2 separate regions of the Mus musculus genome follow, and region 2 is linked to region 1. A link is a loop called in an ENCODE intact Hi-C map of the cell type or tissue named here. Cell type or tissue: heart. All regions are shown on one strand. Links, peaks and the distances in the headings refer to the core of each region. The heading gives the core; the rest is flanking DNA. Region 1 holds the start of Gm42344 (a long non-coding RNA gene). Region 2 overlaps Vps13d (vacuolar protein sorting 13D).

What was found. A loop is a pair of places that touch in the nucleus more often than their neighbours do. Peaks named below come from ENCODE experiments on the same cell type or tissue, not always from the same donor. Only the 100,000 strongest peaks of a DNase experiment are listed, where the experiment ranks them.
Region 2: a loop joins it to region 1, with 1.8 times the contacts of the local background. A loop is called at or near these places in 3 of 42 quality-filtered maps.

The regions. Positions count from the first base shown.
Region 1 is chr4:144,943,147-144,958,903 of GRCm38, forward strand. It overlaps Gm42344 (a long non-coding RNA gene), which reads right to left and starts at 13,673. Exons shown (of 3, transcript XR_881562.2): 1 at 4,374-13,673; 2 at 1,718-1,776. It also overlaps a transcript of Vps13d not described here. In heart, for the core only: CTCF peaks have their summits at 5,165, 6,424 and 7,959; DNase peaks (open chromatin) are centred at 5,055, 6,485, 6,865 and 8,875; H3K27ac peaks cover 2,428 bases.
Region 2 is chr4:145,005,146-145,020,902 of GRCm38, forward strand. Vps13d (vacuolar protein sorting 13D) reads right to left here. Exons shown (of 70, transcript NM_001276465.1): 66 at 14,992-15,124; 67 at 11,590-11,785. Among named protein-coding and RNA genes, the nearest start is that of Gm36317, 50 kb to the left of the region's middle. In heart, for the core only: no CTCF peak of the experiment used is centred there; a DNase peak (open chromatin) is centred at 8,276.

The sequences.
Region 1 (15,757 bases), core at 4,942-12,941:
AGTGTCTGGCTCCATCTTCATAGTGAAAGACATCTAAATGCAGCCAGCACAACTGGAGTACATGAAAGCTTGAAGTCTGTGTTTGCAACCATAGCCTGGAACTTTCTTCCATTCCTAAGGATGCTCTGTAGTGCTGGCAGGCCTAAAATCTTTACAGAAAGGGAAGTCCTGCCCATCCCACATTCCTCTCCCCTCCTCCCCTGATGTCCCTAGTTCTTGGATGGAAGCCTCTGAGAAGCCTCTGTGAAACCGAGAGACATCTGTCCCACCTCTCCAGTCAGGGGTGAGATAATATAAAGAACGTGGCTACTCCAGTTGTGTTCCTGAGTCGATCAGGGCAGCACAAACTAGCCTTCTTATCTCTCTGCTTCTTGGGGGTCAGAATTCTGTAAGCCTGCGACAAGACCTGTTGGGAGGGAATCTGCCTGGTCTACAAGTGAGTTCCAGGACAGCCAGGGCTACACAGAGAAACCTTATCTCGAAAAAACCAAAAACAAAACAAAACAAACAAACAAACAAACAAACAAAAAGATGAGTGTTGAAGCACTGAAACATCCATACTTTGGTCTTCCTTCTTCTTGGGCTTCATGTGGTCTGCGAATTGAATCTTGGGTATTCCGAACTTTTGGGCTAATATCCACTTATCAGTGAGTGTATACCATGTGTGTTCTTTTGTGACTGAGCTACCTCACTCATGATGATATTTTCAAGTTCCATCCATTTGCCTGTGAATTTCATGAAGTTTTTGTTTTTAATAGCTGAGTAGTATTCCATTATGTGAATGTGCCACATTTTCTGTATCCATTCCTCTGTTGAGGAACATCTGGGTTCTTTCCAGGTTCTGGCTATTATAAATATGGCTGCTATGAACATAGTGGAGCATGTGTGAAAACCAAAGTGTGGATGCTTCAGTGCTTCTTAGAAGGGGGAACAAAATACTCATAGGAGGAAATATGGAGACAAAGTGTGGAGCAGAGACTGAAGGAAAGGCCATCCAGAGACTGCCCCACCTGGGGATCCATCCCATATACGGTCACCAAACCTGAATGCTATTGTGGATGCCAGGAAGTGCTTGCTGACAGGAGCCTGATATGGCTGTCTCCTGAGAGGCTCTGTCAGAACCTGACAAATACAGAGGCGGATGCTCGAAGCCAACCATTTGACTAAGTGTGGGGTCCCTGATGGTGGAGTTAGAGAAGGGACTGAAGGAGCTGAAGGGGTGTGCAGCCCCACAGGAGAGTAAGTGTCAACTAGACAGATCCCTTAGAGCTTTTAGGGACTGGACCACCAACCAAAGAGTACACATGGAGGGACCCATGGCTCCTGCTGCATATATGGCAGAAGATATCCTTGTTGGACATGAGTGGCCCCAGTGTAGGGGGATGCCAGGGTGGGAAGATGGGAGTGGGTAGGCAGGGGAAGGAGGTATGGGATAGGAGGTTTCCGAATGGGAGACCTGGAAAGGTGAAAACAATTGGAATGTAAGTAAAGAAAATATCCAAGAAAAAAAGACTAAAAATAAAAATTAAAAATGAGTGTTGAAGGCCAAGCATATAGCTCAATTGGTAACATGCCTGAAGCCTTGGGTTCCATCCCCAGCATGGACGCGCGGTGCTTGCCTGTCACCCCCCAGCACTCGGGAAGTGGAGGCAGAAAGATCAGAAGTTCAAGGTCATCATCAGATACTTGAAACCCTCTCTTGAGAACAACAACAAACCTCTCATAGCATCCAAGAGCATCCTCCTGGCCCATTCAGAAAGTTCTCTGTTCAGATGACTGGTGAAAGAAAGGAGGGAGAGAGAGGCGGAGGTCAGGAGGGAGGGAGGCAGGGAAGGATAGTCTTACATTGAACTTGTGTGATCTTTTGGAAAATTATTATTATTTCTTTTTTTTTTTAAAAAAAGGGCCTTCTAGGCTGAGACAGACCAGTGGGTAAAGCAGGTCCTGAGCAAACAGAAGGACCTACGGTCAAATCCCCAGAACCCACCCCAAAGCTGCATGCAGCCACTGGATCCACAATCTCAGAGCTCATCCGGTGAGATGAGGCAGTAACAGGAGACCTTTGGAAACTCGGGAGCCAACTTGCCTGGCACACACACCAGAAAAGAAACTGGAGATGATACCTGTTTCAAACAAGGTGGAAAAGCCAAGAACCAACACCTGAGCTTATCCTCTGACCTACACACACACACACACACACACACACACACGAGCACATAGATGTGTGCACATACAGAGATTAAAAAAAAAAAACCTAGGTCATGTGGTCAGCAAGGAGGGATGTGTTCTCTGAAGCCAGATCCATCATCAAACAGTGGGATTCCCCCTATAGATCGTGACCTTTCTGCTTCCTGTGTTTCCAACAATTTCTGGGCCAGGGGCTTCCCAGAGTCGATGATCCATCCATGGGTTCATTGTTTAAAATATTTGCTCAGTATTATTAAAAAGATGATGTGACAAGAAGGAGAAAATGAAAGCAAATATCAGACACCCATCAATCCTCAGAGCTAATACCATTTTCATAGCTGCATGTGACCCTCACAACCCAAAGCACAGAAATCTGAACATGGCCACAATCCTCTTCTTATACTTTTCAGTTTATTATTATCATTATAATTATTATTATTCTGCTGCTGCTGTGTGTGGTGTATCACAGGAGTGTGCATGTGGAGGTCAGAGGACAATTTTCAGGAATCAGTTCTCTCCTTCCACTTTTGTGTGAGTTCTGGGGATTGAACTCAGGACATCAGGCATGTGTGGCAAGTGCTGAGCCATGTCACTGGCCCTATAAATCTTTTTCTTATTCATTTTTTTAATATGTACATGTGTGTGCGTGTGTACATGCACGTGTGTGTGTGTGTGTGTGTGTGTGTGTGTGTGTGTGTGTGTGTGTGTGTGTGTGTGTGCACGGAGGCCAGAGACACCTCTGGTGTCATCCTCAGGGATACTGTCCACTGCCTTTGGAATAAAATCTCTCATTGACCTGGAGCCCACCAATTCAACTTGACTGGCTGGCTAGTGAGCCCCAAGACTTCTCAGTGCTGGGATTATAAGTGTGCACCCCCTTGCCTGACTTTTTTACATAGGTCCTAAGGCTTAAACTTAGGTCCTCTTGCAAGGCAAGTGATCTACAAATGAAGTCACATGCTCAGTCTACCATGATGTGTTTTGTTTTATATGCAACTAGCAATATAGTAATACCATACTGGACACACACAAACTCACAAACACACACACACACACACACACACACATACATACACACACACAGAGAAATTTTTTCAACAGAACATATTTTGATCACAGGTTCCCCTCCCTCAACTGCTCCCACATACTGTTCCTCCTGATCTACCCGACTCCATGCCTCTCTCTCTCTCTTTTTTTTAAAAAAGAAAACAAAAAAATTAAACAAAGATAAAAACACACAAGAAACACACACCTAGAGATACACAAAATTGAAAATGGTACTATACAAGCAAAGGAACAATAAGAAAAAAAACAACAAAAAAAGGCTCAGCCAGGGTGATGGCACATGCCCTTAATTCTAATCCTAGCAATCTCTAGGCAAAGTCAGGCAGATCTATGAGTTCTTAGGCAGGCATAGTCTACAGAGCAAGTTTCAGCACAGTCAGGTCTACACAGAGAAACCCTGTCTCAACAAAACAAAACAAAACAAAACAAAACAAAACAAAACAAAACAAAACAAAACAAAACAAAACAAGTGACAAAAAAAAATCACTGACTTTGTTTTTTGTTGGTTGTCTATTGCTGGCTGTAGGGCTACCATAAGTGTGGTTTGTGTACCCAGTGAGAAAACTTTTTTCCTTAGTGAGCAGTTGTCAGTTGGAGATAACTTCTTGGTTCATGGGAGCTCCTGTCCCCTTCTCCCTTTCTGTGCTAGTGCCATGTTTGGTTTGAATGGATGTAGGCTGTGCACTTGCTGCCACAATCTATGTCAGTCCTTTGTCATTCATCCCCTCTCCCTCCTTACAATCTTTCCAGCCTCCTCTTCCACATAGGTCTTTATACATTGTTGCCATTATTCTCTTGTATCTTGTTCTGTAGCATTTGTATACAACTTTGGAACGCATATCCTTTGATGTCTGTTCCCCACCTACCCCCAGAGTTGCCCGAGTATGTTTAGTTAATCTCTCTCTCTCTCTCTCTCTCTCTCTCTCTCTCTCTCTCTCTCTCTCTCTCTCTCTCTCTCATTGTCTCTCTCTCTCACACACACACACACACACACACACACACACACACACACACACACACATACACAAACACACACACAGAGGTGCACACATCTATCCATTGATCAAATATCCAACAAAAGTCTATTAGGTTTGGGGGCTATAGTGGTGAATAAAACATACCAGTCCCTGGACACAGGCTGGTGGAGTGTGTTCATACAGCAGGGGTGACATTCTGTAAGGACATAGCAATAGCAAGCGTCAGATACATGCCTGGCTGACTGTTTGGACCCCAGGCAAGCAGAGACAGCTCTGCCTGCCTGGCTTATTACAGCCTGACATTAACATGTGGCATCTTTTTGGACTGGCTTGTGGAGTTCAGCAGAGCCTGACCCAGAATAGAACATAGTTTATTCTGTCTAGTGGGGTGAGGGGTCCCTCTGAGAGCAGGATCAGTGAGGGAAAGCTTTACTGACGATACCACTGCAAAAGGGTGCTGGAGGCTGAGTTGGGGCTGACAGACAGGAAGAAACGACTCTGGGAAAGTTTTAAGGCCGCTCCACAGACTTGAGCCTGGGCACTCGGCCTCATGGGCCTAACTAAAGGTCCAAAGTCTATTTATGTCTGTTGGCTAAGAGTTTGAGGTTCAACCCACCTTCCAAGGCCCCATCTACCTTGCCTTGTTCAAGAATGTCACCTTTTGTCCAGTGTGGAGGGTATTATTGCTGAAGGACAGAGCCCTGATTTGGAGGGCCTGCAAGAAGAACCAGAAGGTCCACATGAAGTCCTATTATGGTCGTGTCACTTCCTCTGACCTTGGCTGGGACTTGGCCTCCTGCCCTTTGGGAGTTCACAGAGAGGTGATATCTCCTCCAAGTGGAGAATGGTTCCCTCCCCTCTCCAGGGAGGCCTGGGTTTATAGATGAAGTTCCAAGGAACCAAACAGCTGGGACTTTTGAGACTGTCTATTCTTGGTGCAAAGCCCCAGGGAGCCTTGAGGCAGAGGATTTACAACGGCAATGCCCCTTTGCTGAAGGCAGGGTGGGGTGGGGTGTTTCCCTCTGTGGCTCCTGCTTTCTGTGGGGTCTGGGGAATAGCTTAGAGTTCAAGTTCACTTGATGCCATCAGCAGAGCCATGAGAAAGGCTGGCATCTTGACTCACCCAGGTGGCCCAGAAGAATGTCACAAACCTTGCTCCAGCTCCTTGACTGTGGGGGCCTCTGGGGTTGTCCACTTTTTCCCAGTGGGAAATTCCAGTCTGTTACCCAGGGTCTTGGGAATAGCTTTGTGGTCTTCAGAGCCACGTCTTGTTAGAATTGTTGTCTCTACTCTGCACTACACTGGGTAAATTAAATTAGCCTTGAGGCTAATGTATAAAGTGAGCTTCATCCGGAAGCCATAGGATAGAATGCCGGTGGAGAGAGTGAGACAACTCCTGATTGAGATGTTGGGTTTGTCCCTGGTACCTCCTCAGAAAGTCAATCAAAGGAGCCAGCAAGATGGCTCAGGAAGTGACAGTGTCTACTGCCAACCCTGACGACCCAAGTTTGATCCCCTGGAACCCATGTTGTAGATAGAGAGAAGTGACCTCTGTAAGTTGTTCTCTGAGCTCCACATTTGTGCCATAGCACTTTGTGTGTGTGTGTGTGTGTGTGTGTGTGTGTGTGTGTGTGTGTGTGTGTGTGTGTGTGTGTATACTTGAGAGGTAGTTCTTAACAATCAGGTAAACTGAGCCCCTGAGACCTGGCTTATAGAAGTGCTGGCTTTGCCTAATCTTCATTCTCATAAAAACCCAATGAGGGAGACAAATATAAGCCTTTTAGGGAAAAAGACTCAAAGGTTCAGCAAGGTTGATAAATTCACTCACAGCTGCACAGCAAACAGATGGCCTGGCTGGACTCCCCCATGAGTGGGCTCAGAGCTGGTCAGATGTGCATGAGATGGGGAATCCGCTGAGAAAAGTCCATCTTGGACCCTGACACTTGGAACCCAAAAAAATGTACTTTCTGGTCAGCCAGGCTTGAAACCTCAGAAGGCCTCATTCCAGGCATTGCCCCCCCAGGACCCCAGAATGGTTCCAGAGTATATCAGGCTAGTCCCTAGACCTGTCTCTAGAAGTTTGGCACTGGTATTCAGGAAGCAGGGAGGAAGGCCAAGCCCCTGGAGCTGCCCCAAGGAGGAGAGCGGTTTGGCCAGCCAGCCGGTGGGGCCAGGCTCCTTTGTTGCACACTGACAGGAAGGTGCGGCCACCACACACTTCAGCTGCCAGCTCACTGTGGTCACTCAATCCATCACCCAGGGTGGGGGCGGCAGGCCCCCAGGCTCCTGGCGGCTAGGCCTGCAGTGTTGTTTTAGTCTGACTCGGGCTGTGAGATAAACGGGGCATGAACTGGCCCCTTGGCAGGGGGTCAGCCCCTTCTGCCCTCATTAAAGTGCCAATCAAGAAGAGGAATGGAGAAAGCTGGTGAGCTCAGCCTCTCCCCAAGGGGCAGGATCCAGACTCCCTGAGAGAGAGAGAGAGAGAGAGAGAGAGAGAGAGAGAGAGAGAGAGAGAGAGAGAGAGAGAGAGCCAGCAGTACATTCCACTGGGCCAGCCAGGCCAGCAGCTTGCATCTGGTTGCAACACTGCAAAGTTGAGAATGGTCTGTTCTGCATGGGGGTGGGGCTTGGGGGACAATCCTTCAAAGCAGGGAACACCCTGCCCTGGCCTGGTCATAGGCTTATGGCTAGGTATCTGCTGCTACTTGATAGCCACACTGGCAATACAGGCCGTCTGATTACCTCTTCTGAATCTCAAAGCACCTCCTGCTCCTTCTGATAGCTGATGGAGAAGCCATGGCCTTGTGGGTAGGGAGCCACCCAGGGGTGGGCAGTGGCCACTGGGCTCAGGCACATACCTGGTGATTTTGTAGTGGCACTGGGAAGGCTGGGTTCACTACTGTACTGGAGAGGCTGGGCCTACCTCTCCTCTCCACATTCTCGAGAAGCCTCTCTCTGACCTGAGTCCTGTCCCCGGGATAACCAGAAAAGCCAGTACACAAAAGCAGAAGAGGCTGAGCCTATTGAAAGCAGGATTACCTCTATTCTGTCTTACAGGATAGACTCAGGTGCTGGCCTGGATGCAGTGTCCCTAAAGGCCTTCTTGGGGTCCGAATGCCACACTGTGAATTCTTGTGGGAAGTCTGGCATAAGCTCCACCCCTAGAGACCACACTGTCAGAAGCCTCTGGGATGGGGCTGGAGGTGGGGACGCTGACCTTCTGTATATATTCCTCACAGTTTGTCTGTTCTCCTAAAGCAATCTAGGGAGATTCCCAATGTTAACCTTAAACCTCTCCATGTGGGTGCACACACATGCACCTCCACACACACACACCATGTACACCCACACGTGTACACCTGTGCATGCAAGCCACACATACACATGAAAAGAAAAGAAAAGATGTTATGATTTTGAATTCCTTTCACATACTAAGCAATAATAATAATTGCTGCCATTGCTTGGGAATTCGTGATGCTTGAAAGCATCGTTTGAAGCAAGTTCTACCTGATTTAAGTCTCCCAACAATGCTGTAGAGAAGAAACCGTGCTGCCCTGTTCTGTGGGTATGCAGAGTCGGGTTGCTATGTAAAAACCTACATATGTAGTAAATCCAACATAAATGTGGTTTGCAACATAAATGTGGTTTGCAACTTCTCTTCTCCTGCTTAGCTGGCAGCCTTCCTCTAGTTAGAGTGGCATAAGTCCAGGTTCTGGCCACCTTGTGGCTCTGCTTTGTCCTGCCTTCCCATTGAAAGCACATGGTATCCTCAGGCTGCTCCATGGAGAATGGTCTGTGGTGGGGGACAAGGAGGTTTGGGACGTGGTCCATTTGCCTTCTGAGCAAACCTGCTCTATCCATGGGCCTAGCTGATCTCCATGATCTGTCTCATGTGATAAATGTGACTGGCTTCCACACCTTGTATCAGTTGGGCACCTGACCCTGACTTCCTGTTAACCTCCACCAATGGGAGACAGTGACAGAAGGTCAGAGGGCACTGGGAGAGGTGAGAGCATTTGCTTGTCAAGATGGATAGTTCTCATTTTCAACTGGATACAACCTAGAATTACCTAAGGAGAGTCTCAGTATAGGACTGTCTAGAACAGGTTGGCCTGTGAGTATTCTGTGGTGGGGGGGGTTGTCTTAATTACATTAATTGATATCAGAAGAACCAGCCTATTGTGAGTGGCACAACTCCCTAGGTTTGGTCCCTGATCTGTGTAAAAGTGAAGAAAATCAGATGAGTCCTAAGCATACATACAAAAAGAGTTGTCAGTCAAATGAAGAAGCACCCTATAGAATGGGAGAAAATACTTGCCGACTACAAATCTGGCCAAGCATCAGTCTCTAAGTCATACCAAGAATGTAAGAAAATAAACAGCAAGAAAACAAAGCAAAGCAAAATGATAAAAATGGGCCATGGAGTTGAACAACACCAAAAATATAGCTGGTTAAAAATCATTTTTAAAAGTGTTCAACATCGTTGGCCATCAGAGAAATCAAACTGAAACCACACTGAGATTCCATCTCACCCCAGTCAGAACGCCTATCATCAAGAAAACAAATAACAACAAATGCTGGGGCAACCACTATGGAAACCAATCTGGATGTGTCTCAAAAAGCTAAAAATAGAACTTCCATATGACCCAGGCGTGATACTCCTGGGCATGTATCCCAAACGCTCCAGTCTTCCGAGGGAGAAACTTACTCATCAGGCTCATTACCGCTCTGCTTGCAATAGCTAGGGAATGGAATCAACGTAGATATCCATGAGCCAATGAGTGGGAAACCAAAATAAACACAATGGGCTTTTATTTATCTATGAGGAAAAATGAAATCTTTGGAAAACAGATCAAAGGTGAGGCACCCCGGGTCCAGAAAGACAAATGTCACAGATTCCCACTCAGATGTAGATCCTAGTTCAAAATTTGAGATTTGTGTGTAAATGTGGAGTAGCTCTAAGCCCAGGAAGCAAAAAAGGACTCTTGAGAGGGAAAGAGGACTTAAGGGAAAAGGGAATAATAGAACACATATAATATGAAGATGGCAGGGCTATGGGGTGAAGGGTGGAATACTGAGAGTTAATGGTTTAACCAGGGACAAGGGGTGTATGGGGGAGAAGAAGGTGAGGGTAGGTTAATCAAAAGTAAAAATATATGAAAACCCTCTATAGGAATCCATACTTTGTAAACTAATTAAAAATATAATTTAAAAGTAGTTGGAGGTGCAACATAAAGTTCCTACATAGAGGAACAATGATTCCCAAAGAAGACATAAGTTCTTAAATGAAAATATCAGTACTAGGTGTGGGATATCCCTTTAGGAGTCATTGGTCAAGGAGACCGAGAAACACTCATAACAGAAGCTGTTGTCAGAGCTCCTGGTTGTCCTCCACAGTTAGACAGCAAAAAACCCTATTGCTGAAGACACCACATACTTTGCAGGTCATAGGGAAATCAAACTGGAATTGACTTTAAAAGTTTCTCCCTGCCAGGGTAGGCGCATCGTCTCTCACTGAGGCCAGACACGGGAACCCTGTTAGGGAACAGGTACCACAGTCATCATGTGGGGAGGGTCTCTGTGAGGGAGGATCAGGAGGAGGTACAATGTTTGATGTAAATAAATTAATTTAAAAAAAGTTTCTTCCTGCTGGCTAGCTAGTGAGGCTGCTAGACTGACCTGCCAGGATAGATGTGCCCAGGGCTATAGTAATGGCATCAAGGTTATGGGCTTTTAGATTCATCTGAGGCCTATTCCACAGGAAGAAATTCATGTCTCATACCATTAACCTGGTCAAAAGCCAATGGCCTAGGAGGTCACCAGCTCTGGGAGAAACCCTCTACTGCTGTGTTGTTGTTGTTGCTGTTGTTGTTGTTGTTGTTGTTGTTGTTGTTTTGGACATGTTGTTAAACCACCTACGAAACAGTTATGCTCACATTCAGAGATTAGTACTGCCTTCAACTTTGGCCAGGAAAGCTCCTCTCTGTTGCAGTTAGCAGTTAATGCAGAGATTCACAACTGTGCTGAGAATATTTATCTGTTGAGTAGTCAGACCTAAAGATGTCATCTGTACTAATTCCTACCCAAAGCTCAGGCACTACTATTCTGGAAGAGGGGCTGAAAGAGTGTCAGAACTGGAGGGTGAGGAGGAGTGTTGTGGAAGGCAGTCTTCAGGACATGGGCATGGCTCTCATGAACATGTAGCTGTGGTTTCTGTCACAAGATCAAGTCAGTACAATCAGGTGACATTCTAACCAACAGCGCCAACTGGAGGTAGTAGGTTATTAACAAAGGAAACCAGAGGACATGAAGGGGCAATGGAGACATGTTAGATAGATAGATAGATAGATAGATAGATAGATAGATAGATAGATAGATAGATAGATAGATAGATAGATAGATAGTCAAAGAATGAACAAAAGTATTCTATTCAATGGAAGAAGATGCATCTAATCCTCGAGAGACTTGAGGCCCCAGGGAGGGGGGAGACCTGGGTGTGGCGGAGCATCCTCTCAGAGACAGAGGAGAGAAGGAATGGGATGGGGAACTGTGAGGGAGGAGACCAGGAGGGCAACTGGCTGGATTGTAAATAAATAAAATAATCGTAATCATAACAATACTCAAATGTGCTGACACATATCCCAGCACTTGGGGAGCTAGAGACAGGCAGATCTCTGTGAGTTCAAGGCTACCCTGTCAGAAAAACAACAGTAATGAAATAAGCAATAACATTTTTAAAATACCACAAAATAGGAAATAAATGTTGTTAAATAAAAACATTTTTTTCTACTTTCCAAAATTTCATGGCTATACCACACATGTGTGGAGGTCAGAGGACAATTTGTGGGATTGAATTTCAGCTCTTACTATGCAGGTCACTAGGCTTGGTGGTAAGTGCCTCTACGTGAGAGTCATCTTGCTGTCTCTGGAGATGCTTTATTTGAAGTTACAGAGGATAGGAAATGGGTTAAAGAAAACACTGGAAGTGATAAAGGCCATTTCCTCAAATGGATGAAAGATATCAACCCACAGACTCAAGAGCTCAGTACATCCCAGCTAGGATAATTGCCAGAATACCACACCTAGGCCAGTATAGAAAACTGCTAAAAATCAGGGATAAAGTAAGCATTCTTAAAATTCACCCAGACAGACCCGAGGGTCTGGCTCGGCTATTTAAATGTCCATCACAAAAATGAAGAGCTGGGCTCTGATCCTCACACTCTGTCTATCAAACAGCTGAACATGGCAGAGAATTTGCAATTTTAGTGCTGGTCAAGTAGAGGCACGAGGTCCTCTGGGGCTGGGCTTGCTGGTTAGCCAGTATAGACAAACCATCAAGCTCCAAGTTTGGCAAAAGACCTTGCTTCAAAACCTAACGCAGCATGTCACTGAAGAAGACACCTAGACCTGAGCTATGTACCAGCCCCAAGGGCTATCATTATTATAGAAAAACTGACCAAATCTGGGTACTTGGGGCTCTACCACCTCAAGGTTCCATTACTTTACCAACTGTGACCAATTGTTCATGTACATGAGCCTACCCGAGACATTTCTCATTCAAACTGCCCTGGTCAAGAAACTGGGTGACTACTGCTGTAGTGTAGTGGCCCATGGCTTAGCAACTGAAGGAAGGAAAGAATCAAACATCCCTAATTCCCCTCTGTGAGGCTCAAGAAGCATTATGAAAGGAGTATAAAGATTATGAGAGTCAGAGGAATAGGTGAAATGTTGTGTAGCTATTTCCACCTAATGGAAACATTCTCTTTTGGTTAGGAGGCTTATTAAGGTTTAGGAAGTAAATATAACTCACAAGTCCTAGGAAGATCCTGAAATTATAAGTATGACAAGCCCCCTCCCCTCTTCTACGCAAGGGTATATAAATAGTAACAATTGCTCTGGAGAAGAGACTCTTCATTTGGGTGAGCTATCCTCTAGTTTTCCAGTCTTAATGCAGCCAATAAGAGTTGTCATTCATTCTGGGATGGGCTTTTTGGTGATGCAGCTGCTTTTCAGTCATCCATGCTTCTGTAAGTGACCCTCATACGTATGCCTGTAAATCATCCCAGTAAACTCACTACTGCACTAAGCTAGACTGGGGTGGAATTGTTTTTTTGGTCTGCTCTTGTGTACTCTATCTGGGGAAAACAGACATTTGTTCACGTGTCCCCATCAAACAGCATGGAACACCCAGTCTGCCTTCAAATCTGTGATCCTCCTGCCTCAGCTCTCCTAGTGCTAGAATTGTAGTTTTGTATTACCACACCTGGCCACAACTACAACTTCCACTTACAATACCTAAGTCAGTGATGGCAACTAGAACTATGTTAATCCCTCCTGGGGCATACCTCAACCTAAGGACCTGTCACTAGGTCTTGCTTCTTACATGTCCCACCTCTTATCACCATCACTTTGAAGGTAACGGCTCCAGCACATGAACACTTGGGGGAAAAAAGCCCACATTACAGCCATAGTAAACGTCACTTACATTCTCATTTCTCTCCAATTGGCAAAGAAAAAAAAAGATTATTATATAACCATGATAAAGGTGTGAGGAAGCACACTGCCCTTCATTTCTGGCAGCCATATAAAACTTTAATCTCTATGGAAAGTAATTAGAAGCATTTATGAAACTGCCAATGTGTAGAGATAGAGCAATTCCTCTTTTATGACTCTGAGCATGTTGCAAAATCAGGCCCGAGCAAGGTGAGTCACTGCAGCTTTGTTTGCAATAACAAGAAGACTGGAAAAAAATCTGAGTGGCCATCAGTAGGACACTGGTAAACACTACATATGCAATGGAAATCCTATATGATCCAAGAAAAATAGAATGTGATTTTTGTGTTGATATAGAATGATTTCTAAGACATTATTAATGAAAATGCAAGGGAAAAAACTAAATGTTTATCATAAAGATAAAAAGGACAAAGAATATAGAGATATGCATGTATTTGCTGAAACACATATACTTATAAATGTGTATATGTATACATGTGCATGTGTCTGGAAAAATACACAAAAGGCCAGGGAGGGAAACTTGACAAGTAGATACAGGAGTGGGAGGCAGGAAATTGATGATGCAAAATGATAAACAAAAGCAAACACAGAAGGCAAGAGATAGTGTGCAACAAAAGATCTCAATGTAGCCAACTTCCCGTTCTCTTTCTCAACATCACTTCATCTTCTAGAGAGAGATGTTTAGGAAGTTTTCCACTGGGAAGATCCAAAGGGAATTTAACCCTCAAATTAGACCATTTGCCAAGCTAAAGTGGCAAGCTGTGAGTTAGGGCTAAGTCTACCAATCACTTTGTCTTAGGATGCAATTAACCACTCTTGAAGGTAGTATGTAAAGAACGAATCACTGTTTTCAGTTTGTTGGTGTTTTTAGAATTTTTATAAAATTTATAAAACTGAGGTGACTCAGTGGTTAAGAGCACTGGCTGCTCTTCCAGAAGACTCAAGTTTGATTTTCAGCACTCAGATGGTAGCTCACAACTGTCTGAACTCTCACCCTCTTCTGGAGTCTGTGGAAACTGTACACAAACAGTTATATACATACATACATACATACATACATACATACATACATACATACATACATACATACATGCGGGAAAAGTAGCCATATGCATAACATTTAAAATATCTTTTAAAAGCTGATTTCAAAATACCAATAGCCACAAGGATACAAATGAGTTGTATCCTCATTTGTGTGAGCTCTATTGATGTGATTGCTGGATTAGTTAGGTTCAAAATATGAGCTGCTAAGAACTGATCAAATTGGATGCTCTCTTTCTCCTACAACCTCAGCATTTACAGCCAGAATGAATGTTACCTTCTGAAATAAATTGGCTAAAGTTTGTACCTATTAATGATTAATGATCTGAACAGCCAGGCAAAGGTGACCACCAAGGTGCCCAACCAACTTTTCTTGCCTATCTGATCTCCATGCGTATGTGTGTGTGCGTCCACGTGCACTTCTTCTGCCTCTGTGCCCAGGACTGTAACTACCCTGGGCAGCTGGCCCGGACCTTGGTTTTGTTTGCAGAGTTGCCTAATCTTGCCAGTGTTTAGCAAACAAAGCCAAGCTCTTGGAGCCCAAACAACATAGAGCCTGCTTCTGACCCACAAAGGTTTATCTCTCACAGACCCAAGAAGCACTAAAAAAATGCTCTCAAATGTAGCTTTCTTGGAGGTGAGAAGGGAGTTTCAATGGATTCATGAAAGGCTGCTCATTTTATGACTCAAACTTTGAGAATACAGATCACTGCTGGTGGACTTGGTTGGCAGCAGTGGGATGAGAAGAGATGCCCATGAGCCATTCCTGCCTCTTCTCTTCTGATGCTAGTGCTTTTTAGCAGTGTGGAATCTATGGTCCTCTCACCCTCCTCCTCCTCATGAGCTTGTCCTCTGTCTCTGTGATTCTTTACCCAATGATTAACTTCTGTACTCTCCAGAGCTGAGATCTGTCATTTTCCCAGCCTGAGATTGAATATCTCATAACAGCCTGTCCTTGGCCCATTAAGAAGCTTCCCCAGGGCCAAGGCTGTACAATGGTATGAATCTCCATGGTCTCCAGGACAAAGGTCAGGGATCCTGGCAGCTTTAAAAGCATCTCGTCTCACTTCTGCCTTGGCTGCTTCATCTCTGTCCTGCCCTGGCAAAGTTGTCTTGCTCTTTGAGACTATTTCCAACCCTGAGAACACAGCATGTATCCTGGATCGTTATAGCATAATGTCTATATGGAGAAGTCACACAGGACCACAGTCTTGGACCACAGTTGGCTTCTCTTCACCAAGCAAGAAAAGGTGAAGAAGAACTGGCCACCAAGAATAAGGGAGACTCCTGAGGCAGGTTCCAGGGCTAGGGTCCCCAAGTCATTCCCTCAATGTCCTGAATGCAGATGCCTGAAAAACATTTTGAACAACCAAACGTGGTATCTTATACCCATACTCTTAACACTCAGGGGGCTGAGACAGAAAAATTGGAGTTCAATGCCAGCCTGGGCTACCTTGTCTCAAAATGAACAAACAAACAAACAAACAAAATGGCTTCAAGAGGCTAGGAGAGGTGGTATGAACCTGTAATCCTGGCGTGCAGGAAGCTGGGGCAGGAGAATAGTCAGCCTAGGCTACAGAATGTGTTTAAGGTCAGACTGGGCTACATGAGTCTCTGTGCCAACAACTGTCCACACACACACAACCCCAAAGGGGAAAAAGTTTAGAGTAAGTGACACTGTGTTCAATGTGGCCTGCTACCAGTTCTCAAGAGCATTGGATGTGCCTGGTTGTGACAACCTTTGAAAATTTGGTACAAAATGAGAATATAAATAAGCCCATTGACATTCTGTACATTGATGTCACATTACACAGTCCTATTTTGTGTGTGTTTTATTAAATGTATCATTAAAATTAATTTCCTGCCAGGCCTGGTAGTGCACACATATCATCTCAGGAGGGCGAGACAGGAGGATCATGACTCTGAAGCCAACCTGTGCTATATAACAGGACTTGTTTGGATTTGAATGGCTA
Region 2 (15,757 bases), core at 3,895-11,894, 61 kb after region 1:
CAAGCCCTTCTCTTTGAAGAAAGACCTCTTGCCCTCCTAGTGTCAAGATAAGAAAACTTTCAGCAACTTCCCTTGCAAACTACAAAACACCCATCAGCACCCAGGATCTAAGTGAGTTGCTCACCAGCTGCCAGCCCCTCTGAATGGCTTTTATGGTTCAAGGAGGGGTGGTGACAGGGCCCTGTCACTACCATGACTTGTGTTCTTTCTTTCATGTTTCTTGGGTTTGACAAGAGCCTTCTATAACCTGTTTCTTTACAACACAGAGAGAGATTAAACAGCAATACCAGACTCAAAGCTGGGGTCAGACTGGCAACAATCATTCTGAGAAAAGGCCCAGGGACTACCTTCATAGATGTCCCAAAGTTGCTTGATGGTGAACAGAGTGTAAACCACAGAGAACTGGGCCTGGGTCACGGGAAAAGCTTACAAGTACCAGCAATGTTATTACGTATTAATAATACCAAATGTGTAATAGTGATGTGAGCAGAGATAATGTCTGGGGTTCAGGAAACCAAATCATGCCAGAGCTCCTAAGGAAAGGACAACACTAAGGATGGAACAATTAGCATCAAGCCTGCATTATAGGGCTTCTGATTATATATGGCAGATCTAGTCCACAGAACTCCCTTGGAAGTGAAAGCAAGAGGATGCACAAGGCACACACCCAGAGGATAAAGGGAAGGTGTCAACAAGTTTTGGAAGCAAAAAGCAGATGGACACATGGCGATGAAATGTAAGCCCGGGGGAGGGGAAGCCACAAAGCAGTGAGCTAATTAGTATGGCAGAACTTGCTAGAGTTCAGAAAGATGAAGGCCGTAAGGATCCTTGAAGGCCTGGGTATAAAGGATAAATAGGGAGGTGTGTGTGTGAGGTGGTGAAAGAGGGAGGATTGGGTGGGTCAGAGGGTGAAAGAGGAGGGGTTGAATGCACACATATCCTAGGATGCCCACCAGACCTTCTCCTCCTCAGAGGTAGAGCTTAGCCAATGGGTTCCACCACATCATCATCACATGACACTCTGGAGCCCTCTCCAGCCTTACACAGAGGGTGGATAATCACCAACACCCAAGGACTGTCTATTCAGAAAAAAACAAGACAGAAACAAATGCAAACAGAAAGAAAAGCTCAGAGCAGGGCTAAGACAGGAGTCCTGAGGGATGGTGCAGAGAATGGCCAGTCCATGTGGAAGACAAGCCTATAGCTAGGACTAGTCCATAAGGTGGATTAGGTGCTAGGTCTAGGAGAAATCTCCATGAGAATGAATGAAATTGATAACCATCTATGTTGTTTTCGAATGCACAGAGAAGTGATTGTGGGTAAATTAGCAATGCACAAATGGGAATTAAAATATAAAACAAGGAGGGCGTGGTGGCGCATGCCTTTAATCTCAGCACTCAGGAGGCAGAGGCAGGTGGATTTCTGAGTTCGAGGCCAGCCTGGTCTACAAAGTGAGTTCCAGGACAGCCAGAGCTATACAGAGAAACCCTGTCTCGAAAAACAAACAAACAAACAAACAAACAAACAAACAAACAAACAAACACCCAAAAAATACAACAAGCATTCAGTAGATGCAGATAGAAAACTAAGCAAACAATATTACTAAAGGCAGTCACAGATTCAGGGCAGTGGGGGAGAGAACTGGGGACCACAACACACTAAATAACTTAAAAAAAAAAAAGCAAACAAACAAAAACTATGGCTTCACAGAAACACCATTTACACAGTTATTATGTAAAAATTGAATATTAATTTATCAGAACAGGATGAAAGAATTATACTGAAAATGAGAGGCACATGTGTATCTCAATAGAACGTCTGATGGGGTGAGAAACTAGCGGTTTGCTTCATTCATACATTCATTCATTCATTCATTCATTCATTCATTTTAGAACCACAGAGACAGATGTCTCCAAATTAAAGACATCATTAAAATGCTGAAATAGCATCCTCCATCTTTACTGTGACTGCTTCCAAGAGACCTTCAGGACCAGGACTGCTGAGTGTGGATACTCCCTCATCGGAATCATGTGCGAAGGGTCTGAGGTGGTTCCTCTCCTCTCCTCTCCCTCTTCTCTCCCTCTCCTCTCCTCTCCTCTCCTCTCCTCTCCTCTCCTCTCCTCTCCTCTCCTCTCCTCTCCTCTCCTCTCCTCTCCTCTCCTCTCCTCTCCTCTCCTCTCCTCTCCTCTCCTCTCCTCTCCTCTCCTCTCCTCTCCTCTCCTCTCCTCTCCTCTCCCCTCCCCTCCCCTCCCCTCCCCTCCCCCCTCCCCTCCCCTCCCCTCCCCTCCCCTCCCCTCCCCTCCCCTCTCCTCTCCTCTCCTCTCCTCTCCTCTCCTCTCAGTCATACCCTTTTCTGCCTCCCAGCTAACTGTATATACTTCTGCTCCAACAGCACGAAGCCTCAGAGTCTTGGAGGTACTAAAACACAGAGAGTCTGGAAGGGTAACAGAAGAGGGCACTCAACCTGTGCAGCTATGGGAATAGCATCATCAGTCCTTCAGTGAGTCTTTTTGATGGTGTGGATAGTCTGGTAAATGACTTGCCACCCATACTTTGTAAGCCCATTAAATGTCCTAATGTCCCAAGCTGGACTTCAGTGGACTCATACTGTGGTTTATTGTTTGCGCCTTAGAAAGAGGGGGGCAGGAGTACACATTTGTTTACATCTCTCCAGAGAGAGAGCTCCCACAACAGGGAGGCAGCCCCTTGATCTTCAACAACCAGGAACAGGGAAAGAGGGGCAGAAAACTGTAGGGTTAGCTACTGAGACGCTAGAAAGTCTTTTGGCTTAAAAAAGAAAGTTAAAATGTTGAAGTTGGTGGTAGCACTGTTTGTAATCCCAATATTTGGGAAACACAGGCAGAGGAACCAGGAGTTCCAGGCTAATCTCTGATCAGAAGTGAATATGAGGCCAATCTAGAATGAGCAAGACTGTGCCTCAATACCCTCTCACCCCAAAGAGACGTTATCTCCTTAAATTGAGATTTATTTTAAGGGTTGTGAGATGGCTCAGTGGTTAAGAGTACTGGATGCCCTTCTAAAGGTTCTGAGTTCAATTCCCAGCAACCACATGGTGGCTCACAAGCATCTATAATGGGATTTGATGCCCTCTTCTGGCACACAGGTTTACATGTAGATAGAGTACATATACATAATATAAATAAATCTAAAAAAAATATTTTAAAGAAAAAGCTTTTTTTCTTTAAAAAAAAAAGTAAGAAAACAGTGCAGGCCAAAATCATAGGATTTAAATATTGTTCTTAACAATTGCAAAGCAGATAATGCTGACTGAGTAAACATGATACAAATAACTGAAACACCAAAGAATCATTTATTAGCTTTAAAAACAGTGATTAAACTATTTGTTTTGAAAGTGCTGCAATAAATCTGGAAATAAATGGTGGGGAATGGATATGGACACACAGCACCTATAACTGCCGCTGGCTGTAGTTTTACCCTTTTAAAGCCGTCAAATTACTAGCACTACCAGAGCACGAAAGAGAGATTAAGGGCATTAACAGGGTGATTGGAGATGGCTCAGTAGTTAAGAGCATCAGCTATCCTTCCAGAAGAATCAGGTTTGATTCCCTGCACCCACATGGCACTGCACAACTGTCTGTAATTCTAGTTCCAGGGGATCCAATGCCCTTTTCTGTCATCTGTGGGCAGAGCAGCAGGCATTCTTGTGGTATATATACATACATATAAACAAAACATCCATACATATAAGATAGATGGATGGATAGATAGATATCATTACTACACAAACTAAATGGTTTGATGATGGTTGATGCTCAACTGGAAAACTCTTCAGAATAGTTTTACCCCAATTATTCAGATATCCTCATTTAATGCTACTGAATACATGCAAACAAAAGAGTTCAATAATCAATGTCTATTGTCAATTTACAGTATTACTAAGCAACTGTATCTGAAAAATCAGAAGTCAAGAATGGGTGAACCTGAATTAATGGGATCCCCAGCAGTTCAAACAGACTCAAAACGATGATCTTAGATTCCACATCTTCCCTCGAAGACCCTTTCTCAACCTTTCTAATGCTGCGACCCTTTATACAGTTCTTCATGTTGTGATGATCTCCAACCATACAGTTATTTCATTGCTACTTCATAGCAGCAATTTTGCTACTTTTGTGAACTATAATGTAAGTATCTGATATGTGAACCCTGACAAACCAGGTGGAAAACCCTGCTCTAACGGATAGCAAAGCATATGCAACAGTTGGGTTAGTTTCACAGTAGGAGGGGAACAGGTGTCAGCTCTTCCCACCCCAATTGTGCCTCTGGGGTCAACTGGTGAAATCTGGGGAACCTATGAGCCCTGCCCTGGCCATTCTTCCTTACTCAGCAAGGCTGACTGGATTCTAGCCAGGATCCCCAGGACCCAGGCTCTTCAAGAGGAGAGGTGGAGCTCTGTTCTGCCTCTTTGAAGTTTTCTGTGGTTGCTGGGATTTTATGATATGACCTGGGTCGCCCCTGCCATTCTCGATGTTTGAAGTCTGTTTGGGGAAAGTGTACCAGGAGCCGACTCCAGTGTGAACAGAGAGCAACAGCCTCATAAAAACAGCTTTCCTTCAGGAGTTCAAAGGGCTTCTCCAAATGCTGTGGGCTGGCCCTGCTCTACCAGCTTTGCTAGTGTAGACAGCTACAGAGTGGGCAAGTAAACTCTGAAACCAAGACACAGTTCCCCTCCACCTGAGGACAGTCGGGGTTGTGCTAACCCAGACCAGCATCCTTCCAACAGGGTGGACCTAGGCTTTCTGCTCAGCACTTATGCTGCCAAAATTACAGTTTACTGGGTTGGGCAGGTTAAGGTAAAGGACTACATGAAGTAAATTATTGTAAGAGGTCTTTCTGGTATGTGATAAAATCCTTCCAATCATTACTTTGTGAAATCTAGTAAAATCCTGGAGCAAGCCAGGAAGAGGGCTGACAATGGTTGGCCAAAGTCCAACGTGGAGCATCGAGATACTGTTGCCGCCCTCACCTCTTCAAGATTAATCCGACATCACCGATATGTGCTGTTTATCAGCAAAAAGAAGATCATCACTACATTTTACAACAGAACAGCTTGTTGAAAATTAACCAGGCACAAGTGTACCTGCCACCGGTAACGTGCTTGCACAGTTACTTAAGGTGAGGGAAGGGGACTGTTTTACATATTTGCAAATCTCTTATGAGTCTTCGAAACAGCTGTATTCCATCTGCTCCTACATGCACTCTGTTGGGGGTTCTGGAAACTGCCATTGTACACTCATTAGAGATTACTGGTATAGAACTGTTGTGGAACTATTGTTCATACATAAGTACATGAATGTAAGAATACGGTTGTTATGGAGCTGGGGTTCCTCAGGGGCCCCTGCTCCAAAAGTCCCCATACCTGCTCAAACCTGCACTAAGGAAAGCGCTTTACACTCCGTATTTAATCCACTCAGGATACTGATTGGTGACACTGTCCACTGACTTGATTATATAAGTACTTTATGGCCAGACAGTTTCACCCAGAGCTTACTGCCACTGAAAACGTGGATCTGATCTGATTTTATTCTTCTCTCGTAAGCCAAATTAGTAAGCAATTTCACAGGATTCTTTCTGTCTTTGAACGGTGTTCTGAAATGGGGAGGTAGGTGCCCAAAGCTACTGGCAAGCTTACAAACCTTCGCCCTACCAAATCTTCCACCAATCTTCCACTAACTACTGCTCTGCAGCAGAGGATTAATTGTGTGCAGTTCAGAATTCTTCCCATCTGAAGCTCTTTGGGAGAGGGGCTTCCAGTTCCACCTGGAGCCTCTCTTCAAGGAAGATCCCAGCCTCATCCCAGGCAAAGATGCTACTGCAGTTAGGAGTCAATGTGCATGCATTGTTCTATGCCTCTGAGGCCTTCACAGTGGACTCCCACAGGCAGTAAACAGCTCTGCATAAAATACAGACCTCTCTCTGGGATAATTATGAGCATTGCTTTACTGCAAGTTTAGACTGAAGACCTTGAATTTGAGTCCTGTGAACTCACTGAACACAGGCAAGAAGGACCAACAATGGCCAGATCATTGGTTCTCTGATGGCAGAAAGCTCAACCCTGACAGCCATCTGTGTAGGACATGTTGGTTCAGACACTGAGCCTGCTCTCTTCCCTAAGTTCAGTCGGTTTTCACTTTGGGAGCAGGATCAAGCTTTTTCCATGAAGTCAGTCATCCTGGCATGCCAAAAATGGCAAAAATGAGACGCTCTCCTTTCTAGAAAGGATTATAATGTACCATGACCAAAAAAGTGGTTTTTTTTTCCTCTTAACAGATAATCTTGCATAAAAATGAGTCATGGGATTTCAGAAATGGAAGGCTTTTCTTAAATACATGTGAGCATGAACACACACCTTGCCTTTCTCTCGCAGCAGTAGCGCTGAGCTTTCCATAAGTCATGCTATAATGAGGACGGCATTGTCTGGGGCCTTTTGAGTGAAGGGGAGTGGAGGATTTAGAGTTCAGCAAGAGGGAAGAAGTCTGTCTCAGAAAATAAGACTTCTCTACTTGTGTTCCTGCGAGAGAATTTTAACTTATAAGGCATGAAGGCCTGTTAAGATGTTTCTTAAAAATATCTTCTGTAATTCCCTTAGCCTGAGTTCAGACCGGAGTGAGGCAGCCACTGTCATTAACGCAGCATAGCTTCCAGCATAGCTTCTGTGGAAGCATGGGAAGACTGAGGAATGAGAATATGCCCACACCATGAGGAACGGAGGAGCTATGGCTCTCACTTTGTAGCCAAGAGCAGAAGATAGACGATGTGGAGACCATGATGTCCACTATGCCCCATGGACAGCAGAGGAGAGGCCAGACAGTCCCCTCCTTTTGTTAGAACATGGTAATGATGTTCTGGCTTTCACAGAAACGGGGTCCCAGGAATGCTGTAATCATGCCGTGCCCCAGCAGAAGGGTACCAGGCTGACCTACACAACCATCTAGGACTGGGCAGAGAGCCTCACAGTCAAACACAGAGAGCTCCAGCTTTCACCCTGTCAATATCCACATCCGCATCCCTGCTCCCAGCTCATAGCACTCATCTGTAAGGTCCATGGTTGAACTTAAACAAATGACAGACAGGGGCTGCAGGCTGAATAACCCAGTGCATCTTCAGAGTGTTACTTTTCCTGGGTAGCAAATGAAAACATTTCCTTAGAACAAACATGGAAAAAACCCATAAAATTCATTTGCAATGGATAGATCAAGCAGGAACTTCCAGAGGAATGCTGGACCTGTTCAAACAAGGACTCTGCTTCTCCATTTCAGTGGGGCACTGCTGGGGAGACTGAGAACACTGATGAACACCTGTTAAGCTTCCTTCTCTGGGAAGTCCCAAAAGCCTGCTCAATGTCACAATGTGACACCAAGTCCAAGGCAGAGGTACTCAAAGCAGGAGCACCACAGCCAGAGAAGTACTGGAAGCAGTTCAAAGGAAGGTGCAAACTTTGTACCAGAGAGGGTTCTAACTTAGGAAAAGCCATTTGGTTTCTCACCAACAGGCCATTAAAAGTGTCATTAATAAACTTTAGGTGGTGTCTTGGGAATGTTTTTACTGAAAAAGCCAAAGATGCCCCACATAAATCCTCTGTGAAATCAGCCCAGGCTTATTATTCAAAAGCTTCCTAGCAACTGCAATCTATGCCTGGGCTTGGTACAGGGTCCTGGGATTCCTGAGCATCAGTCCTGATGGCTATATTCTTAAATACTGATCTATCATCATCCTTCAAACTCCCCTTCCTACTTATCTAACTTAAATAACCAGATAAGCCCAGCACTCCTGGCCTTTGCTAAATGGGTTTAAATATTTCAAGTTCTGCCAACTCCCATTTCTCTTGCCTTTTGGGGTCTTGACTGAAAAGGTGAAGAAATATTTTGAAGGAAACCTCTGGGCCTGGCTTCATAAATCTCTGTCTGCTACTTTCCCAGCATGCTGTATTGCCAAGAGCCCACAACACAGAGAGAAGTGTGGGCCTAAGCAGGCAGTTCCACCTTTACTTGAAAACTAGTCTCTTTCTGGACATCCCTGTCAGTACCACTGCATTCAGGCAGAGAACCAGGCATGCACATGGCCGGCTGCCCTGCTTGGCCTGGTCTGCTCAGAGTGTGCCAGGAGCACTCATATGGCATCAATGGCACTGCAAGCATCTGTGCCATTTTTATACTTTACTTGAGAACAGACAAATGTGGCCCACTCCACGTAGACTAGAAGACGCACCCTGAGCCAGCAGAACACTGCCTTGGAAAAAGCTTCCTGTTTCAGTTCCAAACCACACATACTTGTAGAGTTAACAAATGCAGCGGGGGATACTGGTCTGCAATGGATGCATGGGCCAGAGGCACTGCTGGCCTTGGCCTTCTTCTTCCCCCTCCCTTACTGGCCCTTCCTAAGGACTGTTAGGCTGCATGGGAACACTGGAAGAAAGTTAGGTGGCTGTCTTTTTGGAATGCCCAACAAGAGGAACTTAGAAGTATTTTAATCTGAAAGGACATAAAGAGGGGGGTTCCCTATAAATAAAGCCATGCTCAAATAAACATGAGAAGGAGCCAGTGTTTCCTGTAAAGCTACTATGCAGATGGATTACTGGAAGGAATACTCTTTCACAGTTTTATGACTTACTTCACTATCATCTGCTCAAAAGTTGGGTCATTTAAAACATAGATGGCTGAGATCTAAGCCTTCAACAGGATGAAATATGGCAAAGGAAGCAGAGAATCTCTTCCAAGTACAGACTCAGAGGCAGAACTCTTGGACTCTTGGGTTCTATTCCTGGCGAGCTCCCTGGGCTCAGGTCAGTCTTCGGTCAGAATCTCACTTTTAATCCCTTCAAATCATTTGTTAGTCCCTGTTGTCTAAACAGTGGGGAAAACCCTGAGTAACACCCCTGGATTCTGTTCAATCAACGGGGATGGCTGGAGATGGTTCTACCTCACTTCCAAGAAGCCGGGGTGATTTATCCCTTGGGTAGTGTCAGGATGTTGTGGAGAGACCTTAGTGTTATCAGAGCAAAGTCCAGAGACAAGGACACATTTCTCCACCTGCAGGGAGCTCTGACCATGACCTGAAGATAATATTGCTAGCCTTTCTGTAGTTCTTCATGCTTCTATATTAAAATAACCCTGGTTGGGCTTCAAACCCTTGGGAGGTAGACGATTTAATAGACAGGTATATCTAATCTCTTATTTATAGATGGGAAATGCTGAGGTGTGGACAGGCTAGAGATCAAACCAACGAGTCAGGTTTAATAAGTGAGCAGGGTTTGGGACTCTGCCCTGCTGTTTTCTGGGTCAAGTGTTCTGCTCTCTGCAACACATGGCTTCTTATTAATAACCTGGGCCTAGAAAAATATGCAGAGGGAGCCAGGTGAAAGGCTACTGTTTGCCCTTTGGAAGACCCCGTTCCACCTTTTCAATACAGTAGAGGGTACCAAGATTGATCTACTGGCCTGTGGGCACAGCTGCTGTGACGTTCATAGTCACTGGCCCTGAAAAAGCTGCGAGGACAGATTCAAGCGGATAACTCCCCCTCTGAATGGCCCATGCCCATGGGCCCTTCACTTAGTTCTGTGGCTTGTTTCTAAGCAGAGAGATTGTCAAGCAGGGGCTGTGCTGGGGTCATGCTGTAAGCTGCCTGAGTCTGGCTTTACTATCTCTAACCAGCTGTGTGGCCTTGGACCAACCACAAGGCTTTCTGAACAGTCTGTAAGTAAAGCTTAAAGATGTGTGAGACTGGCCAGGTGGAAGCCTCTAGACAGTGCTTGGAACGCTGTGAGAAGCTTATTCTACTTGGTCTGTTCTGCCAGGTTCCCTTTCAGCAATTCTTCCCTTTGCCTGTTCAATCCTTACTTGTACTTTTGTGCTCCTCGAAAGAACTGAAAACATCCTGCAGGCTTGCAAACCAACACTGTGCAAAGGTCAAAACATTTCTCTTCAGTCAATATCATTAACCTCTTTGTAGCACAGAAATCATCTTTTAAAGATTCAATGTTTAAACATGTGTCTATGTGGGGAGAAGGTGTCTGTGCATGTGTGAGTGTGAGTCCTTATGGAGGTAAGGGCACACGTTAACTGGAGTGAAGGTGGGTGTAAGCCATACTACATGGGTGCTGGGAACTGAAATCAGGTTCTCTGCAAGAGCACTGCATGGCGTACACACTGAGCCACTTTTCTAGAACCTTACAAAAAATTTCCTTTTGAGCAAACATACTAATCCCTTGATGTTTTGGTGTTTTAACAAAGAATAATTCTTTGAGAATGTTTGGGTTCTTCAGTTGTATTTACACTGCATGCTGGAAGAGACCTCTTGAGCTTTGAGCAGAAATAAAGAACTAGCTGGAAATACTTTGGAGGTTTCTCTACTGCCTGACCATCTTCACTGCTCCACACATACCTCAAAATAGACATCAGGGTTGTTTTAGCTTTATATCTGAGAATAGAATGTAGCTTAACTTGTGTGCAGCCTCCACCTTACCACCACCACTGCCCCACACACCCCAAGCAGCTATTTCCAGACGGAAGACATTTTGGCACCTGGTCTATAATCACAAGCACTTCCACTGCAGCAACACGTCACTGATGAAGTTCCCCGATGGCAGACAATGGCACTCATTTTAATTGGGGTTGACATGTCTTTGAATCTTACTGAAGAAGCAACAGGTATAGGCATAGCCAACCAGCTTCTAAACAGGTACAATGCTTTATCTGGGGATCATCAACTATGTAGGCTGCAGTGAACTTCCTTGGGCTTAGTGGAGCCCCTCTAGGAACAGCAACCCTCCTGTCTCTTTGGAGACAGGAAGCTAAAGCAGACCATTAAACAAACACCTAAGCTAAAGTGGCTGGGTTCTGTGGACATAGGCCATCTCCAATTTTTAGTTCTAGTTGGTATCAAGACAAGTCAATATCTCATAGCAGAATGACCAGCTTCCTTGTGGAAGTGGGGTTGGCTCCTTTTCCAAAGGCTGGAGGACTGGCTGGCATTTTTGACTAGAGGGAAACCTAAGAAGGAACAACCCATGTGGTTAACTGCAACTTCATATACTAGAATTACACGGGGTCTAGGAGCAAAGACCACCAACCAGCCTTCAGTAGGCTGATGGCCTAAGGGGTACAATTAGCTCGGGGAACTTATAATGATACAATGGTAATACTGATCTCTTTGATGAAAGAACCAGACATTGCATTTTCTTATCAATTTTCAACATAGTATCTTATCGACTTAAAGAAAAACCTGTGCCACTTTTTGTGTAGGTGGGTGGAGTGAGAACAGGATTCATGTAGCCCAGGATAGCCTTGAACTTAAACTGAACCTTAAGCTCTTGGTTCTTCTACCTGTATTTCCCCAGTGCTGGAATTACAAGCATATACTATCCCTTCTTCATGCCACGGTGTGCCTCCTTTTTATATATTTTTATTGCACAAGTCAAGATATTTCTGCTACATGTTTAAGTTAAACAACATAACTAAGTCATACAGACTATTACCAAACACATCTATGTGGACTACAGAATCCTCAGACCTGAGCTCAAAAGTAGAGATCAACTCTCACCATGACACTGACCTGGGACCACTGAGTGTGGCTGTGTCTCTCACTGCCTGAGCTGTTTCTGATGCAAAATCCAGGGCACCTGCCACTGGCTTGGTCACAGTGCCAACGAGTCCCTTGCCAAGGCCAGATATGAATCCACTGACTCCTCCTTCTGTTTTTACACCTTCCACTGTTGATGTTATAACACTGGTCAATCCACCAATGATACCTAGTGAGAAAAACAAAGAAACAAAACCAAACAAGGTCACTGTCACCTGGCCAAGGTCAAAGCCAACAGTATCTCAAACCAAATTTCTAGTTTCTGCATCTGGAATGATAAAGGCAGTTTGTTGATCTCTAAACAGGCCACAAGTCAAGAGACCCAAGGGACTTGTCTAGAAAGTCCAGAATCAGAGGACACTGTAATAGTCTGTGAGTTAGAAGGAACACATGTCTAGGATAATTTTAAAAAAAGAAAATCAAAACCAAAACAAAACCCCTGGGCTATATTAAGAGTGTCGTAGGTAGAGGGCCTGCCTAGTGCACAAAGCCCTGGTTCAGTCCCCATTGCTACATAAAACCAGAAACAGTAGCATACACTTGTAATCCTAGTACTAGGGAGGTGGAGAACAGAAACCAGAAATTCAAGGCCATCTTGAATTCAGCTACATAAATTCAAAGACAGCCTGGAATAAGTGAGACCCTGCCTCAAACTGAAAAAAAAAATTACAGAAAAGTCATCAGTTCATTAGTCAATGTTTTTAATGAAAGCAAAGGTGAGAAGCTAATGGTGGTCCTTTTTTTTTTTTATTCTATTCCAAGTCTTAAGCAGCATACAGGCAATAAAGAGAGGATGCAGAGAAGGGGATAAAGCAACAGGAGACTAGGAAACAGGGTCCTTGGGAAAGGTTTAAGTGCCTCTGAAATGTAAAGTTGAGAACCACCACATGTTTGACATGGTTTGTGTAATACTGCATGCTTTGCTGAAACCATTAGGGTAAACAATGAAGAATTCATTAAGGCACCCCAAATAGCTGCTAACACCACCCAAGACCCTTGGGGTTGTATCAAGCTTAAAAGACCAATCTAATTGAAAAGGCATTCAAGCATTTATTTTAAAAGCTGACAGCAATGGTTGAAGTAGGCCCAGAAGTGTCCACAAGTTGGCAAAGGCTAGTGAGGTCACAAGCATTGCAGGGAAGAGGCAGGCCCAGTACAGTGACCATTTCTAGGACTCGGGCCAGGGACACTCACAGGATGTTTACCCTCTGACAGTTGGGGTGTGAGGAAGCTCTCTGCACTCTTCAGCTCTAGTGAGACAAATTAGGAAAGGAAACTGGTTGGGTGAGAGTGTCCCTGAAATTCATAGAGTTTCTTTCAGATTCAGGATCTTTTTGCTCCAGTGAGGCAACATTCCTATCCTAACTCAGAACAGAATTCCGGCTAAACAACTAGGACTTAGGAGGTGGTCTTCAACAGATCAAATAGGACTCCAGTTTTTTATTCATTTATTTTATGAGTATGTGAGCATGCATACGCGCGCACACACACACACACACACACACACACACACGTACTCACACTGACACCTGCTCACACAAGCACACTTACAAGCCAAAGTCCACATGAGAAAGTCAGGAGACAATTTATAGGAGTCAGTTCTTCCCTTCCATTATGTGGGTCCTGGCTATTGAATGCAGTTTGTCAAGCTTAGCAGCAACCATGTTTGTTCACTGAGCCATCTGATCTTCTCCAGGACTCCAGTTCCAAATTAAGGAGACTAGATAGACTCTGGTCTTATTATAATGTGATTCTTTTCCTCCTAAAGGAGACTCTCCTTTCACACTGCCCAGAGCTCAGTGCCCTCTTGGATGAGGCGGGTACTGGTTCTGGGCTCAGATTGGCCTAAGTGGCTCCTGGAGGGGTTGTGGATAGCATAAGGACAATCTTTGATTGGAGGTGATTTGGCAACTGTGAACAATCACCCAGCTTCTTAGTACATAGCTGTGTTCATCCAAAAAGTGAGGCCAGCCACCTCTCTCTGAAGAGAGGATAGCAATTAGACACAGCAAAAATCTTCACATTAATTAAAACTGTGCTCTACTTGCTACTGTATTACATTACAGCTAATAAAGACAATTTAATCTTTACTCCAGAAGGATTATTCCAAATCTTTACTTTAAAATTTTATAAACAGATTAATTTAGCCCAGTTTTACACCCTGCCTGATACTTGGTCATCCACTTTACAACTGATAGGGCTCAGAAAAGCCTTCCACTGTAAACACTGTACCCTAAGCTTAGAACTAGTCATACATCATTATAAAACAGTGACCTCCCTTCTTCCAAATATAGACAGTTGTGACTGATAGACTAGGGGACTGTCATCGTATCAATGATTCCTAGGGTCTGGTCAAAGCTGCTAGCCATCACTGAATATACTATGGGCCAGTGGGCTCTAGATGGCCCCTCTGCTTTTCTGACACTCAGGCCATTTGACAGTGAGTCACACATCACTGGCCATATGACCAGTGCCACAGGTGCTTGCAGAAGTATGAGCGGAAGTACCTAGGTCAGGAATGGGGGCAGCACTTCCTTCTGTGTGGCTGGGGGACACTGGTAGAAAAATTGACTGGGCCTGTATTTCCAAAGGCTTTCGATGCCACATTTAGAATTTGCTAAGAAAACCACAGTAATAGGAAATGGGTGACAGTTGAAACAAACTCAGAGAAAACACATGTCTGCCTGCCACTTCCTTCTTTGCAATTACATGTTTTGTAATTCTGCATCTATCTTATAGACGCAGAAACACCACAACCATATGCCAGGAGCCACTTTTATATCTCAGTTTCTTTGGAAGGAACAAGTGGCAAGCATCAGGCAGTCATGTGCATGGGTCAACACATGCAGACATCTGAGGTCAACCTCTGATGTCATTCTTCAGGAGTCATCTACCTCTTGTTGTTGTTGTTGCTGCTGCTGCTGTTAGAGTGTCTTTCACTTGGCTGTCTGAATGGCAAGCCCCAGGGATCCACATCTGGCTTTTGATGTGGTGCTGGGATTAAACTCGGGCCTTGTGCTTGCCTTGCCAGTGCTTTACCAACTTGGCCATTTTCTGAGCCCTCTAAAGATAGTTTTAAAGCAACAGGTCCAGATTCTAAGAGGAGATTGATGGATTGTATCTGATGCCCTTAGCCATGGAAGCTAGAGAACTGGAAGGAAGTGCAGTGCGCTCAGCATCCCGAAAAGGGACAAGGACTTCAGGGAAGGAGTGAAAAGAAAGGCTATCAGACTCACCAAGACACCTCACCAGTATCTGCTGCTGGCAGCTTTCATCCCCCTCCTACCCCTTGCACTGAGATGTGTATATAAAGGTACTTATGAGAGGCCATGGCAAGAGGGGCATTCTTCCTTAACCTAATTGCAAGTGCCTTACCATGAGCCAATCCATGAATGCCAGCCACAAGGTGCTCTCCACTGGTGGCAGCATGGTATCTGATGTACTCTCGCTCTGACTGGTGCCGATTGTCCATCGTCTTCCCCAGGCCATCTGATAGTGTCCCTGCAAACTAGAACAAAATAAAACACAAAGAGGAGTTTTAAAGCTTCAACATTTTTGCTATTAAATAAATACCTTCCCTTGGTCTTAGCTAAGAGTAAGTAAATTGTGATTACACAGAAAGGTTAACTTCTGAGTTACATACTATCTGCCCCAGCAGCCTGTCTCTTAAAACCCTGGGTAGCAGACACAGGGAAACAAGAGGCACTAGAAGAACCCTCTCAAAGCATTACACATCTGTTGTACAATTTAGGCTGAACAACCCAAATCCAAAAAAACCTTTACATGCAAGATATTCTAACATCTGAATCTTTTTGGGTACTGACACAGCACCACAGTGGAAAATTCCATGCCCTGCCCCATGTGGAGGATTGCAAATCAGATGCTGGTGCGCCAGACTGTGTGTGAGGTGTGTATGAATCCCAGTATGAACCTGGGTGAATTTCACATCTAAACTTACATCTCCTCCCTCAGAAAATCTCATAGGTAAATAGTCCTGAGGTTGGGAAATCCAAAAATCGTAACTAGGTCTAGGCTGAAGTATTCCATGTAAGAGCTACCTTATCTGCACCCCTGAAACCTTTTTAAATGTTAAAGGTGTGGAGGTTAGAGAGATGGCTTGACAGATTAAAACACTTGCCAA